2 separate regions of the Homo sapiens genome follow, and region 1 is linked to region 2. The links are chromatin contacts, found by Hi-C or POLR2A ChIA-PET in ENCODE. All regions are on one chromosome and are shown on one strand. Each heading gives the region's core, a stretch centred on a gene start or an enhancer-like site at or near the end of the contact. The rest is flanking DNA. Distances are from core to core; before and after follow the strand shown.

Region 1 (6,818 bases), core at 4,319-6,818, 180 kb after region 2:
TGCTGATGGTCGCACAACTTTATGAATATACTAAAAGCCATTCAATTGTGTAATTTAAAAGGATGACTATAATGGCATGTGGATTATAGTGATTTCTAAAAAGAGAATAGGTGCTTTATTACCAAATACACTGAAGGTGCACAGTCCCTCGCTCCTGTAATATTTCACTGGATCAGAAATTACTTCAGAGCACAGGGTCTCTGCTACAACACAGAGCAGCAAACCAATCATACATAAATCTGAGAAGAGCCGGGCTCAGTGGCTCACGCCTGTAATCCCAGCACTTTGGGAGGCCAAGGCGGGTGGACTGAGGTCAGGAGTTCAAGACCAGCCTGGCCAACATGGTAAAACCCCATCTCCACTAAAAATAGAAAAATTAGCTGGACGTGGTGGCGGGCGCCTGTAGTCTCAGCTACTTCAGAAGTTGAAGCAGGAGAATCGCGTGAATCCAGGTGGCGGAGGTTGCAGTGAGCCGAGATCACGCCATTGCACTCCAGCCTGGGCAACAAGAGCGAAACACCGTCTCAAAAAAAATAAATAAAATAAAATAAATCTGAAAAGAAAGCTATCAGACTATTCTTTTTTTTTTTTTTCTTTAAAGGAGTAATAATGAGGCAGGAGAGAAGGAGGGGAGACATGTAGGAAGTTTCTTGAAGGGCTACAAAAGCGTTTCTTTCAGTGGGAGGCAGAAAATCAAAACGTGTGAGAAGCATGGAGACGGAACCCTCTCAGTGTAAAATAGGAAAGGATTCTTCAAAATACCGTTCATGGCGGCGCAGACAGAGCAGCAATCTGTGAAGGACCGCAAAATTCTCCGCCCTTAAATTTGTTCAGTAGTGCTCATATATTACATCCACTGAAGTGCCACTGGTTTATTATTTCCGTAAAGTTTAAACAGCCTTAAGACACTGAACAACATTTTTGTGCTGAATAATAAATATGTTTATGACTGATGCCCTGAACCACGGAAACGTAAAAAAGAGCTTCTAAAAATAGAGTACAGGACTTCAAAGAGGCCTGTCCATAAAATCAAATCTACAAAGAATAACTCAGATGGTTACCACAGAATCGCATGAGTTCTTCACAGGCACCATTGGTATTTAATAGTCCCCAAACAGGACGTCTGGCTACAATTACAAGAAATATGAGAAATCTGACCCCCTTAATGTGAAAAAAGAAAAACAAAATGCTTGAGATAAGTATGTGAAAATCACTAGTCTTATGATCATTACATTGATCATAAAAACCACTTTAAAACATAATTCATTTTCAGCTACAGGATGGTGATATGGACCTGGTCCTGTTAAGACAGAGCAGAAGATGCAAATCTTTTATAGAAATTACACTGAAACAGATAGGCAAATGTGGAATGTAGTTTGATTGAACTACTGATTCTGAATTTATTTGCTGTATGGTAAATGCATAAATTTGAGTACTACTGAACAAATTTAAGAGAAACTGGCTTTCTTTCACAGATCCTTGCTATCTCTATACCAGCATGAACATGAACAGTATTTTGAAGAATCTTTGCCCTATTTTACAAGAGGAGCGTTTAGTTCTCTGGGTTCTCATGCTTTACTATTTTCTGCCTCCAAGGAAAATAATGTGTCAGCCTCACATATACTCTCTGGTTACGTGGCGTGTACATAATTAAAAGGGAAAATTAAAATGCCTTCTAGACTAGTCACGAACAAAATTAATACTTTAGAATGGAATTTAAATCAGTCATCTGAAAGGGAGACTCCGAGACCCTGTTGCTATTTCTTGAATACTTTTAGAGGAGTGTCATTTTTTTTCCCACCCTGCCCTTTCCTTTATTGGCTTTTCATACAATGAGTTTGCTGTGCCCATCACCGGATACATGAACAACAACAAAAAAGCTACAGCTGGATCCTGTATTAGTCTCAGCTGCAGTTAAAGCTCTTTTTTTAAATCAATAGGAAAGTGTTGAGGGAGGGAAGAAGAAAAAGATGCATTCCTGAGAGATTTAAGGTTTAGTCTTCATCCAAGGATCTGACAGCAAAAGTATCTCTTGAAAATTATGTAAATATAGTTTGTCTTACTAAATTTTCCAATTGTTAAGTTCATTTCTTTATAAAACCATGGCCAAATATTAAAATAAAATCCTCACTATGTTAAGCCAGATAACTACCTCCGGATGGGTGTGAGTCTGAGAAACCACTGTGGATGCTTGTTCCAAATTTACCCACACACACATTCCACTGACATCTGAACCACTCCGTAACTCCTTCTGGTTACCAACTTAATCCACACTTACCAAAGAACAAGAAAAATGAATGTCACTTTTACCTTGAATCAAAATGATTTTTAACATATTTACAATTAAAAAATTAAAGAAACTGAAGCACTTATCAATTCTGCTTACACATGCAATCTAGTCTATAGGATGCAAATAATGATATTAGACAATAAGCCTGGACTCTTCAAAAAGGTGTCACGAAAACAATTTTTTTTTTTTTTTTTTGAGACAGAGTCATACTGTGTTCACCCAGGCTGGAGTGCACTGGCAGAACCTTGGCTCACTGCAACCTCTGCCTCCTGGGTTCAAGCAATTCTCGTGCCTCAGCTTGAGATTTCAGGTATGCAGCACCATGCCCAGTTAATTTTTTTGTATTTTTAGTAGAGATAGGGTTTCACCATGTTGGCCAGGCTGGTCTTGAACTCCTGGCCTCAAGTGATCCGCCTGCCTCGGCCTCTCAAAGTGCTGAAATTACCAGCCTGATCCATCGCACCCAGCCACCAAAACACATTTTAAAATTAAAAACAGCCGGGCACGGTGGCTCACGCCTGTAATCCCAACACTTTGGGAGGCCAAGGCGGGCAGATCACAAGGTCAGGAGTTTGAGACCAGCCTGGCCAATTTGATGAAACCCTATCTCTACTAAAAATACAAAAATTAGCCGGGCGTGGTAGTAGGCACCTGTAGTCCCAGCTACTGGGGAGGTTGAGGCAGGAGAATCACTTGAACCCGGGAGGCGGAAGTTGCAGTGAGCCGAGATCATGAGACTGCACTCCAGCCTGGGTGACAGAGTGAGATGCTGTCTCAAAAATAAAAATAAATAAATAAACAAAAGAGGCCAGGTGCAGTGGCAGGCACCTGTAATCCCAACTACTCGGGAGGGTGAGGCAGGAGAATCACTTGAACCCGGGAGGCAGCGGTTGCAGTGAGCCAAGATCATGCCACTGCACTCCAGCCTGGGTGACAGAGTGAGACTCTGTCTCAAAAATAAAAATAAATAAATAAAATAAAAAATAAAGAAAGGAGGCCAGGTGCAGTGGCAGGCACCTATAATCCCAACTACTCAGGAGGGTGAGGCAGGAGAATCACGTGAACCCGGGAGACGGAGGTTGAAGTGAGCTGAGAGATCGCACCACTGCACTCCAGCCCTGGCCACAGAGCAAGACTCCACCTCAAAAACAAACAAACAACAACAAAAATAAGACTGATAAAAGATAACTAAATAGAAGGTGTAAATCTTAATTAGAGCCTAGATAGGTTTAAAAAAAAAAGAAAGCTATAAAAACATTTTGGTAACAACTGGGGAAAGCAGAATGTGTACTATTTTGGAACAATATTATGGAATGACTGTTAGTTATCTTAAGAATGATAACGGCTGTAGTTATGTAGGAGAATGTCCTTAGAAGACGAGTGCTAAAGTATTTCTTTGAAAAGCGTTATGATGTTTGTAACTTTTTGAGACGGAGTCTCGTTCTGTCGTCTAGGCTGGAGTGCAGTGGCGTGATCTCAGCTCACTGCAACCTCCGCCTCCCAGGCTCAAGCTATTCTCATGCCTCAGCCTCCCAAGAAGCTGGGATTACAGGCGCATACCACAATGCTCGGCTAATTTTTTGTATTTTTAGTAGAGACAGGCTTTCACCATGTTGGCCAGGCTGGTCTCGAACTCCTGACCTCAAACAATCTGCGCACCTTGGCCTCCCAAAGTGCTGGGATTATAGGCGTGAGCCATCGCACCTGCCCATGTTTGTATCTTGCTTTCAAATGGGTTCAGTCACACACACACAAATTGTAATACAAAGACAGACAAGCAAATGTGGCCAAATGTTAGCAGCTGGTGAATTTAGGTGAAAGACATATAGGATTCATCGTACCATTCCTTCAACTTTTCTGTAGATTTGAACATTTTCAAAATACAAAGTTGGGAAGAAAAGATATAATAATCATATTGCCAATCATCAGTTATTCCTCAGCCCAAATAAAACAATTCTTCCAACTCACTCTACTCAGTATGTAAAGACAGGCAGGCCAGAGGCTTAACACACTGATGACTAACAGTTTTGAATGCCTACTATTACAATCGTCGAGATTTTTGATAAATTCTTCATATAAATAATTTCACTTCGGTTTTTTAACAGCTTAGGGAGATTAAGTAACTTACACAAAATCACAAGGCTAGAAATGACAGAGCTGCAGATATTTACTTAAAAATATGTCAATACCAAATATTTGTCAACACCAATCAGGCTCAAATGTTTAAACAAACTTATGTAAGCATACAGAAAGTATGAATACAAATTCTCAGAACCATTAACATTATAGATGACAATATTCTGCCTTGAACAAGGGGAATTACCCGAAATATCCTCAATGGCTGACCTGATATAGCAAACAGGGAAAAGTTCTGAAATCCTAATTCCTAGAGACCCCAAGGGAAAAGAGGGCCTCTCCAATCCCACAGGACTAAGACTATTTAGGAAGGAATGGCTACATAGTTATCTCCAGCATGATGCATCCCAACAGAGTCGGCCGTGAAGAAGCTGGGCTGAGGACCAGAAAGGCCCCCACCACAGCACTGCAGTAGTCCTGGGGGTCCAGCACCTCATCAAGATAGGGAGGGAGGGATATGTTGGGGACATCAGGAGAAAACAGCTTCTACTTCAAGTCTCTTATGAAATTAAGGACTTACAGACTCCCTATGTGGGGGAGACGCTCAGGTTAGTGTGACTACCCAAGTTTGACCTTTAATCTGTTTTTTTTTTTTTTTTTTTTTTTGAGATGGAATCTCCCTCTGTCACCCAGGCTGAAGTGCAGTGGCGCGATCTCTGCTCACTACAAGCTCCGCCTTCCAGGTTAACGCGATTCTCCTGCCTCAGCCTCCTGAGTAGCTGGGACTACAGGTGCCCGCCACTACGCCCAGCTAATTTTTTGTATTTTTAGTAGAGACAGGGTTTCACTGTGTTAGCCAGGATGGTCTCGATCTCCTGACCTCGTGATCCACCCACCTCGGCCTCCCAAAGTGCTGGGATTACAGGCATGAGCCATTGCGCCCGGCCAACCTTTAATCTGTTTAACCAAAGTTGAAATGGCCCTGTCAATAACTTTACAACTCTAAGGAAACAGCACTCCTGTAAAATCTGTTCTTGAAATTCCCAGTCACTGATCCAATCAACTACATTTCGTGATGGCTGAAACCAAGATAAAACCGCCTACAGCAAGTCCTGAGACTCGAGAACTTCTGCCGGGATATTCTCTCCAAAGGGAGTCACTGGCCACTGGTTCAGGCAGGGGGCCCTAGAGCACACTCCCATTTGTGGAACTCCCAGGCAGGCCTGCACCAAACCTCAAGGGGGCTGAAAGGACTAGGATAGTGGACTTCTCTCTGAAGACACAAATTCTTTGCTCCCCTTTACAGGTATAACAGAAATGGGAGATAAATGTTTTAGCGCAGAACTTAACAAGACTTCTGAAGTAGATGGTCTTCATTACCTTTAGATGCAAGACAGTCCGCTCTTCACCAGAATCATAATAGGTAATACTTGACAGGAAGACATGCAAAGAGAGAAGCCCCCAGACTCCTCTCCTGAGAAGGAAAAAGTGGGGAGCGGTGGAAGCAGTGGGAAGGTAATAGAGACTTAAATCCTAAAACAAATGTCCAAGTACTAACAGCAGCAGAACCCAGGGGAAATAGCTTATGTTCTTTCCAGATGAAAAAAATTAAAAAGTCATGTTCTGCATGTCCAGCCAAATTACTGGGCACTTGTCAGGCAGAGCAACTACTGGGGGAGCCAAGGGAGGGCAGGACACACCACATCCATGTGGACTCTGCTCCCTCTGAGAGCTGTCATCAAGAGTGAAGCTGGCGGGACAACGTGTGGCGAGCAAGAGCTAGCAGACTTCAAGACCAGTCTGACCACAAAAAGGAAGGAAAGAAGGCATTTGACTTTCTTTTGTGAAAACTGAAACATCCTAGTAACCATCTGACTAGTATACAGTTTAACCACTACTTTGAACTAAATTTCAGGAACATAGTCCATAACAGACACCCTGTGATTCCCGAGAAAACGCAACATTTTAGAAGAAGACTTATCCAACGTGAAGATTTTTTTTTACATAAGGCAATGAAAGGCATCATTTATTCTCGAAATGTGTCATGCTCTCAGAAGTGTGGTCATATACTGAATCAAAGTCTACAATCACTCATCTTCCCACGCCTGGGAAATACAGCCTCATCATGTGAACAGGCCAAACATTCAAAAGACACTAAAATTCTTCAATTTTCCCATACTCTAACACAAACAAAACTGAATTCATTTGTCTGATCCTTTCTCAACTCAAAAAAATTTTAATCTAATTACTGAAACTTGGAAAAGGACATTCTTGATTATTTTATTTCCTCTCTGTAAAGAACTAAAAGGAAGTCCTGTCTTCTAACAGAATATTAAATTGCCAATGCCACCTTTGATTACTGCATACTTCTAAATGTACACGTTAAAATACACATAAAGATTTGCCAAATGAAACAATGTATTTCTAAGAATACGAAAACGTATTTTGTTTT
Region 2 (7,064 bases), core at 3,290-5,789:
CGCTTGTAGTCCCAGCTACTCAGAAGGCTGAGGCAGAAGAATCGCCTGAACCCAAGAAATGGAGGTTGCAGTGAGCTGAGATCGCGCCACTGTACTCCAGCCTGGGCGACAGAGCAAGACTCCATCTCCAAAAAAAGTATGTTATTTAGGGACACATACATTACTAGTAAAAATAAGATGAGAGTGACACCTGACTTGAAAAATGTGATTACATTTGGAGAGGGAGAGAAGACAGTGGGATCAGGAAGGGTTACCACTGGAATATATCTGTATCTGTAAACTTTATTTATTTATTTATTTTTGAGATGGAGTTTCAATCTTGTTGTGGCTGGAGTGCAATGGTGTGATCTCGGCTCACTGCAACCTCTGCCTCCCGGTTCAAGTGATTCTCCTGCCTCAGCCACTCGAGTAGCTGGAATTACAGGCACCTGTCATTGTGCCCTGCTAATTTTTGTATTTTTAGTAGAGACAGAGTTTCACCATTTTGGCTAGGTTGGTCTCGAACTCCTGATGTCAGGTGATCCACCTGCCTTGGCCTCTCAAAGTGCTGGGATTACAGGCATTCACTGCACCTGGCCCATTATTTCTTTAAGAAAAGCAATTTTCTTCCAGGTAAATTGCCTGTAAATTCTCCTTGACTCATGCCTGTAATGCCAGCAGTTTGAGAGGCTTAAAGGGGAGGATTGCTTGAGCCAAGGAGTTCAAGACCAGCCTGGGCAACATAGTAACACCCCCATCTCTACAAAACAAAATTAAAAAAAAAATTTTTTTTTAATTAGCTGGTTGTTGTGGCATGTACCTGTACTCCTAGCTACTCAGGAGGCTGAGGTGAGAGGATCAGGTGAGTGTGGGAGATGCAGGCTGAAGTGAGGTATGATTAGAGCCACTGCACTGCAGCCTGGGTGACAGAGAGAGCAATTCTCAAACAAATATAGCTTAACATCAGTGGTTGTTAAATTTGATTGTGGAAACATTGGTGTTTATTCACATTATTCTTGGTAACTTTTTATATGTTTGAAATGTTTCAATTTTTTTTTCAAGACAGCAAATATATTAGTCAGGATTCTCTGCAGAAAGAGAACTAGGAGAATAGAATGTGTATATATTTAGAGAAATTTATTTGGCTGGGAGTGGTGGCTCACGCCTGTAATCCCAGCACTATAGGAGGCGAAGGCAGGCAGGTCACTGGAGGCCAGGAGTTCAAGACCAGCCTGGCCAACATAGCAAAACTCCATCTCTACTAAAAATACAAAAAATTAGCTGGGCATGGTGGTGCACGCCTGTAATCCCAGCTACTCAGGCTACTCGGGAGGCTAAGGCAAGAGAATTGCTTGAATCCAGAAGCTGAAGTTTGCAGTAAGCCGAGATTGTGCCACTGCACTCTAGCCTGGGTGACAGAGCAAGACCCTGTCTCAAAAAAAAAAAAAAAAAAAAACAGAAAGGGAGAGAGAAATTTATTTTAAGAAATTAGCTCGGCCGGGCACAGTGGGTCACGCCTATAATCCCAGTACTTTGGGAGGCCAAGGCAGGCAGATCACCCAAGGCTGGGAGTTCAAGACCAGCCTGACCAACATGGAGAAACCCCGTCTCTACTAAAAATACAAAATTAGCCGGGCATGCCTGTAATCCCAGCTACCTGGGAGACTGAGGCAGGAGATCACTTGAACCCGGGAGGAGGAGGTTGAGGTGAGCCGAGATGGTGCCATTGCACTCTAGCCTGGGCAACATGAGTGAAACTCCATGTCAAAAAAAAAAAAAAAAAGGAAAAAGAAAAAGAAAAGAAATTGGCTTATAGGATCATGGAGGCTAAATCCAAAATCTGCAGGGTGGACTGGCAGACTAGAGACCCAGAGAAGGAAGAGTCAGTGTTACAGTTTAAGTCAGAAACTTGTCTGCCGGAAACTTTCTTGCTCAGGGCAGGTCAGTCTTTTTGCCATATCTGAGTTTTCAACTGATTGAATGAAACCTCCAATACTCCACATTATAAAGACAATCTGCTTTACTCAAAGTCTTAGGTCAGGCACAGTGTCTCATGCCTGTAATCCCAGCACTTTGGGAGGCCAAGGCGGCAGATCACCTGAGGTCAGGGGTTCTAGACCAGGCTGGCCAACATGGTGAAACCTTGTCACTACTAAAAATACAAAAATTAGCCAGGCATGGTGTAATCCCAGCTACTTAGGAGGCTGAGGCCAGAGAATCACTTGAACCCTTGCAGTGAGCCAAGATCACGCCACTGCACTCCAGCCTGGGCAACAAGAGGGAGACTCCATCTCAAAAAACAAACAACAAACAAAAAAAAACAGGCCGGGTGCGGTGGCTCATGCCTGTAATCCCAGCACTTCGAGAGTCTAAGGTGGGTGGATCACAAGGTCAGGAGACCGAGACCATCCTGGCCAACATAGTGAAACTCTGTCTCTGCTGAAAATACAAAAATTAGTCGGGCTAGGCCAGGCGTGGTGGCTTACGCCTGTAATCCCACCAGTTTGGGAGGCCGAGGCGGGCGGATCACAACGTCAGGAGATGGAGACCATCCTGGCTAACACAGTGAAACCCCGTCTCTACTAAAAACACAAAAAAATTAGCCGGGCGTGGTGGCGGGTGCCTGTAGTCCCAGCTACTCGGGAGGCTGAGGCAGGAGAATGGTGTGAACCCAGGAGGCGGAGCTTGCAGCGAGTGGAGATCTCGCCACTGCATTCTAGCCTGGGCGACAGAGGGAGACTCGTCTCAAAAAAAAAAAAAAAAAAAATTAGCCAGGCATGGTGGCACTTGCCTGTAATCCCAGCTACTCAGGAGGCTGAGGCAGGAGAATCGCTTGAATCAGGGAGTCAGAGGTTGCAGTGAGCCAAGATCACGCCACAGCACTCTAGCCTGGCTACAGAGCAAGACTCCGTCTAAAAAAAAAAAACAAAAAGAAAGAAAAAGAAAAAGAAAAAAGAAATCAAGTCCACCAATTTAATGTTAATGTGGCCACTGCGCCTGGCCCACATCTAGTTAACTTTTTTAGTTTTCATAGAGACAGGGTGTCACTATGTGGCCCAGGCCCGTCTTGAACTCCTGGGCTTAAACCATCCATCCACCTAGGCCTCCCAAAGTGTTGGGATTACAAGCATGAGCCACCATGCCCCTCCCAGAATAATCTTTGACCAAATATGTGGGCATTGTGGGCCACCCAAGTTGACACATAAAACTAACCATCACAGGCCGGGTGTGGTGGCTCACACCTGTAATCCCAGCACTTTGGGAGGCCAAGGCAGGCGAATCACCTGAGGTCGGGAGTATGAGATCAGCCTGACCAACATGGAGAAACCCCGTCTCTACTGAAAATACAAAATTAGCTGGGCATGGTGGCACATGCCTGTAATCCCAGCGACTTGGGAGGCTGAGGCAGGAGAATCGCTTGAACCCAGGAGGCGGAGGTTGCGGTGAGCCGAGATCATGCCTTTGCACTCCAGCCTGGGCAACAAGAGTGAAACTCTGTCTCAAAAGAAAAAAAAAATAACTTTGGCAAGTTCACCCCTTGTCAACAGCATCCATGCGCATTTTTAATTTTTATTTATTTATTTTGTTTGTTTGTTTTTTGAGACAGAGTCTTGCTCTGTTGGCCAGGCCGGAGTGCAGTGGTGCAATCTCGGCTCACTGCAACCTGCGCCTACCTCCCAGGCTCAAATGATTCTCCTGCTTCAGCCTCCCAAGTAGCTGGAACTACAGTTGTGCACCACCAAGCCCAGATAATTTTTGTATTTTTGGTAGAAACGGGGTTTCACCATTTTGGCCAGGCTGCTCTGGAACTCCTGACCTCAGGTGATCCGCCTGTCTTGGCCTCCCAAAGTGCTGGGATTATAGGTGTGAGCCACTGCACCCAGACTATATGCATCTTTTTCAACCATGATACAACTATCCACTTGACGTGATACAACTATCTCGTATACAATGAAAACCGCACTAATCTCTTTCCCAGAAGAGGATGTAAGTTTCTTGGGTGATGTTTATGCTTCTCCTTGGTATCTCATAACTTAAATAGTATGCTATAAGGTTAACAATATTGAAATACTATGATATAAAGTCAATATATCTTTTGTTACATAAGAGGATAAGTGGGGAATGAAAACAAAGACATTTGTGATACACACACACACACACACACATCCATCACAAAACAAAAAGAAACATCAACGGCAATTGCAGCTCTCGGTTCTGCAACTGGTGATGGGTCGTAGCTGGTGTTTATAACCATCTTCTTCCACCACACATTCCGTATTCCCGTTCTCCTCAACAAACACCTCAGCTGGCCATGGGTCACCTGGTGTGGCGAACCAAACCTCCTTTCCTGGGCCATTCATAGTCCTGCCAAGATTGGGTTGTTGCAGTTTTCCATTGACTCTAATCATAGGGCATTCTGATACTAAGAGATACCCTAAGCGCTCTCCTGTATTTCAGACATACCCTTTCCTAGCTCCATTGTGGAGTAGCAGTCCAATTTCTCTTTGGTAGTCAGGATTAATCACCCAAGTCAGCCCAGTAACGTCTTTCTTTGCCTGTTGATTCAGAGGCAAGAGGAACTGAAAGTGGCCAGGTGGCACTGAAAAGTCAGTTCAATGAAATCACTGTTGTCAGTCCATTTTCTGTTGCTTATGACAGAATACCTGAAACTGGGTAATTTATAAAGAAAGAAATTATTTCTTGCAGTTATGGGGGCTGAAAAGTCCAAGGTCAAAGGGCTGCATCTGGTGAGGCCCTTCTTTCTGATAGGACTCTGCAAAGTCCCGAGGTGGTGTAGGACATCACATGGCCAGGGGGCTCAGCATGCTAGCTCACACCTCTCCTCCTTTTATTTATACAGCTTTATAGCCACCAATCCCATTCCCATGATAACTCCTTAATCCATTAACCCATTAATTAATTATTATTATTATTATTTTAAGATGGAGTTTCACTCTTGTTGCCCAGACTGGAGTGCAATGGCGCGATCTCGGCTGACGGCAATCTCTGCCTCCCCAGTTCAAGTGATTCTCCTGCCTCAGCCTCCCAAGTAGCTGGGATTACAGGCATGTGCCACGAAGCCTGGCTAATTTTGTATTTTTAGTAGAGACGGGGTTTCTCCATGTTGATCAGGCTCCTCCTGAACTCCCAACCTCGGGAGATCTGCCCACCTTGGCCTTCCAAAGTGCTGGGATTACAGACATAAGTCACTGCACCCGGCCCTAACCCATTAATTTATTAATCCAAGGACAGATTAATTCATTCATAAGGGCAGAGCCCTCATGACTGAATCACCTTCTTTTTTTTTTTTTTTTGAGACGGAGTCTTGCTCTGTCGCCCAGGCTGGAGTACAGTGGCATGGTCTCAGCTCACTGCAAGCTCCGCCTCCAGGGTTCACGCCATTCTCCTGCCTCAGCCTCCCAAGTAGCTGGGACTACAGGCGCCTATCACTACGCCCAGCTAATTTTTTGTATTTTTAGTACAGATGGGGTTTCACCGTGTTAGCCAGGATGGTCTCGATCTCCTGACCTCGTGATCCACCTGCCTCAGCCTCCCAAAGTGCTGGGACTACAGGCATGAGCCACCGCACCTGGCCATGACTCTATCAACTCTTAAAGGCCCCACCTCTAAATACTGCCACATTGGGGATTAAATTTCAACTTGTGTTTTGGAGGGGACAAATAGTCAAACCATAGCATGTCTCCTGGTGGAGGCATTGCTCTCTTTGGAACTAAGACCTCTAGGCTAGCAGAGCATAAGGTTATGGGAACAGGAAGGAAAGATTTAACTAGTGAGCCGTGTGCAGTGGTTCACGCTCAAAGTGTAATCCCAGCACTTTGAGAGGCTAAGGCGGACAGATCACCTGAGGTCAGGAGTTTGAGACCAGCCTGGCCAGCATGGTGAAACCCCATCTCTACTAAAAATACAAAAATTAGCTGGGCGTGGTGGCACACGCCTGTAGTCCCAGCTGCTAGGGAGGCTGAGGCAGGAGAATTGCTTGAACCCGGAAGGCGGAGGTTGCAGTGAGCTGAGACTGTGCCACTATACTCCAGCCTGGGCAACAGAGTGAGACTCCGTCTCAAAAAAAAAAAAAAAAAAAAAAAAGATTTGGCCAGTGGGTCACTAGGGGTAATACTAAGCGGTGCCATTCTCATTTCTAACACTTGATTCCTGGACCCATGCAGAAAGAAAGTGCAAGGGCCCTGGGGTAGAAATGAGCTTAGTGTGTTTCAAAGAAAGAGGACAAGAGTGAACAAAGAAGGCAGGAGTAGGCCAGACACGGTGGCTCACACCTGTAATCCCAGCACTTTGGGAGGCCGAGGCAGGCGGATCACCAGGTCAGGAGATCAAGACCATCCTGGCTAACACAGTGAAACCCCGTCTCTACTAAAAAAAAAAATACAAAAAATTAGCCTGGTGTGGTGGTGGACGCCTGTAGTCCCTGCTATTCAGGAGGATGAGGCAGGAGAATGGCAGGAACGCAGGAGGCAGAGCTTGCAGTGAGCTGAGATCGTGCCACTGCACTCCAGCCTGAGAAATAGGGCAAGACTCCATCTCAAAAAAAAAAAAAGAAGGCACGAGTAGAAGCAGGAGATCAGCCTTGCAGTGAGTCAGTCTTTCAAACGCACTAACAGCAAAGTACAGACTCCTTCCCTATGGCCTATAATTTCCATAAATACCTGTTTGTGGCTGGGCGCGGTGGCTCATGCCTGTAATTCCACCACTTTGGGAGGCCGAGGCAGGCGTATCACCTGAGGTCGGGAGTTCCAGATCAGCTGACCAACGTGGAGAAACCCCTTCTCTACTAAAAATACAAAAAATTAGCCAAGCGTGGTGGCACATGCCTGTAATCCCAGCTACTCAGGAGGCTGAGGCAGAAGAATTGCTTGAAACAGGGAGGCGGAGGTTGCAGTGAGCTGAGATAGCGCCATTGCACTCTAACCGGGGCAACAAGAGCAAAACTACGTCTCAAAACAAAACAAAACAAAACAAAACACAACAACAAAAAGAACCTGCTTGTTGATTCATCCAATTAAAATAGTATCTTTTAACTCCCTGTTACATAGATAAGAAATGTTATGGCC

The links. A loop is a pair of places that touch in the nucleus more often than their neighbours do. ChIA-PET counts read pairs that join two places held with the same protein, here RNA polymerase II (POLR2A). Pooled maps may share reads with other maps.
Region 1: a loop to region 2 is called in a pooled map, with 2.1 times the contacts of the local background. The contact joins two enhancer-like sites. A Hi-C loop is called at or near these places in 2 of 37 single-sample maps with no recorded cell type and 2 of 50 pooled maps. POLR2A ChIA-PET finds 5 or more read pairs at or near these places in 2 of 52 experiments (GM12878 and PC-9).

What each region holds. Positions count from the first base shown.
Region 1 is chr7:6,250,750-6,257,567 of GRCh38, forward strand. The region is part of intron 1 of CYTH3 (cytohesin 3); the gene reads right to left. Among named protein-coding and RNA genes, the nearest start is that of CYTH3, 18 kb to the right of the region's middle. RefSeq lists an enhancer at 5,887-5,936. Within about 2 kb of position 5,569, at least 15 of the 41 ENCODE cell types and tissues checked have a DNase peak (open chromatin) inside an H3K27ac peak, as active enhancers do.
Region 2 is chr7:6,067,017-6,074,080 of GRCh38, forward strand. No RefSeq gene overlaps it. Among named protein-coding and RNA genes, the nearest start is that of EIF2AK1, 11 kb to the left of the region's middle. Within about 2 kb of position 4,540, at least 2 of the 41 ENCODE cell types and tissues checked have a DNase peak (open chromatin) inside an H3K27ac peak, as active enhancers do.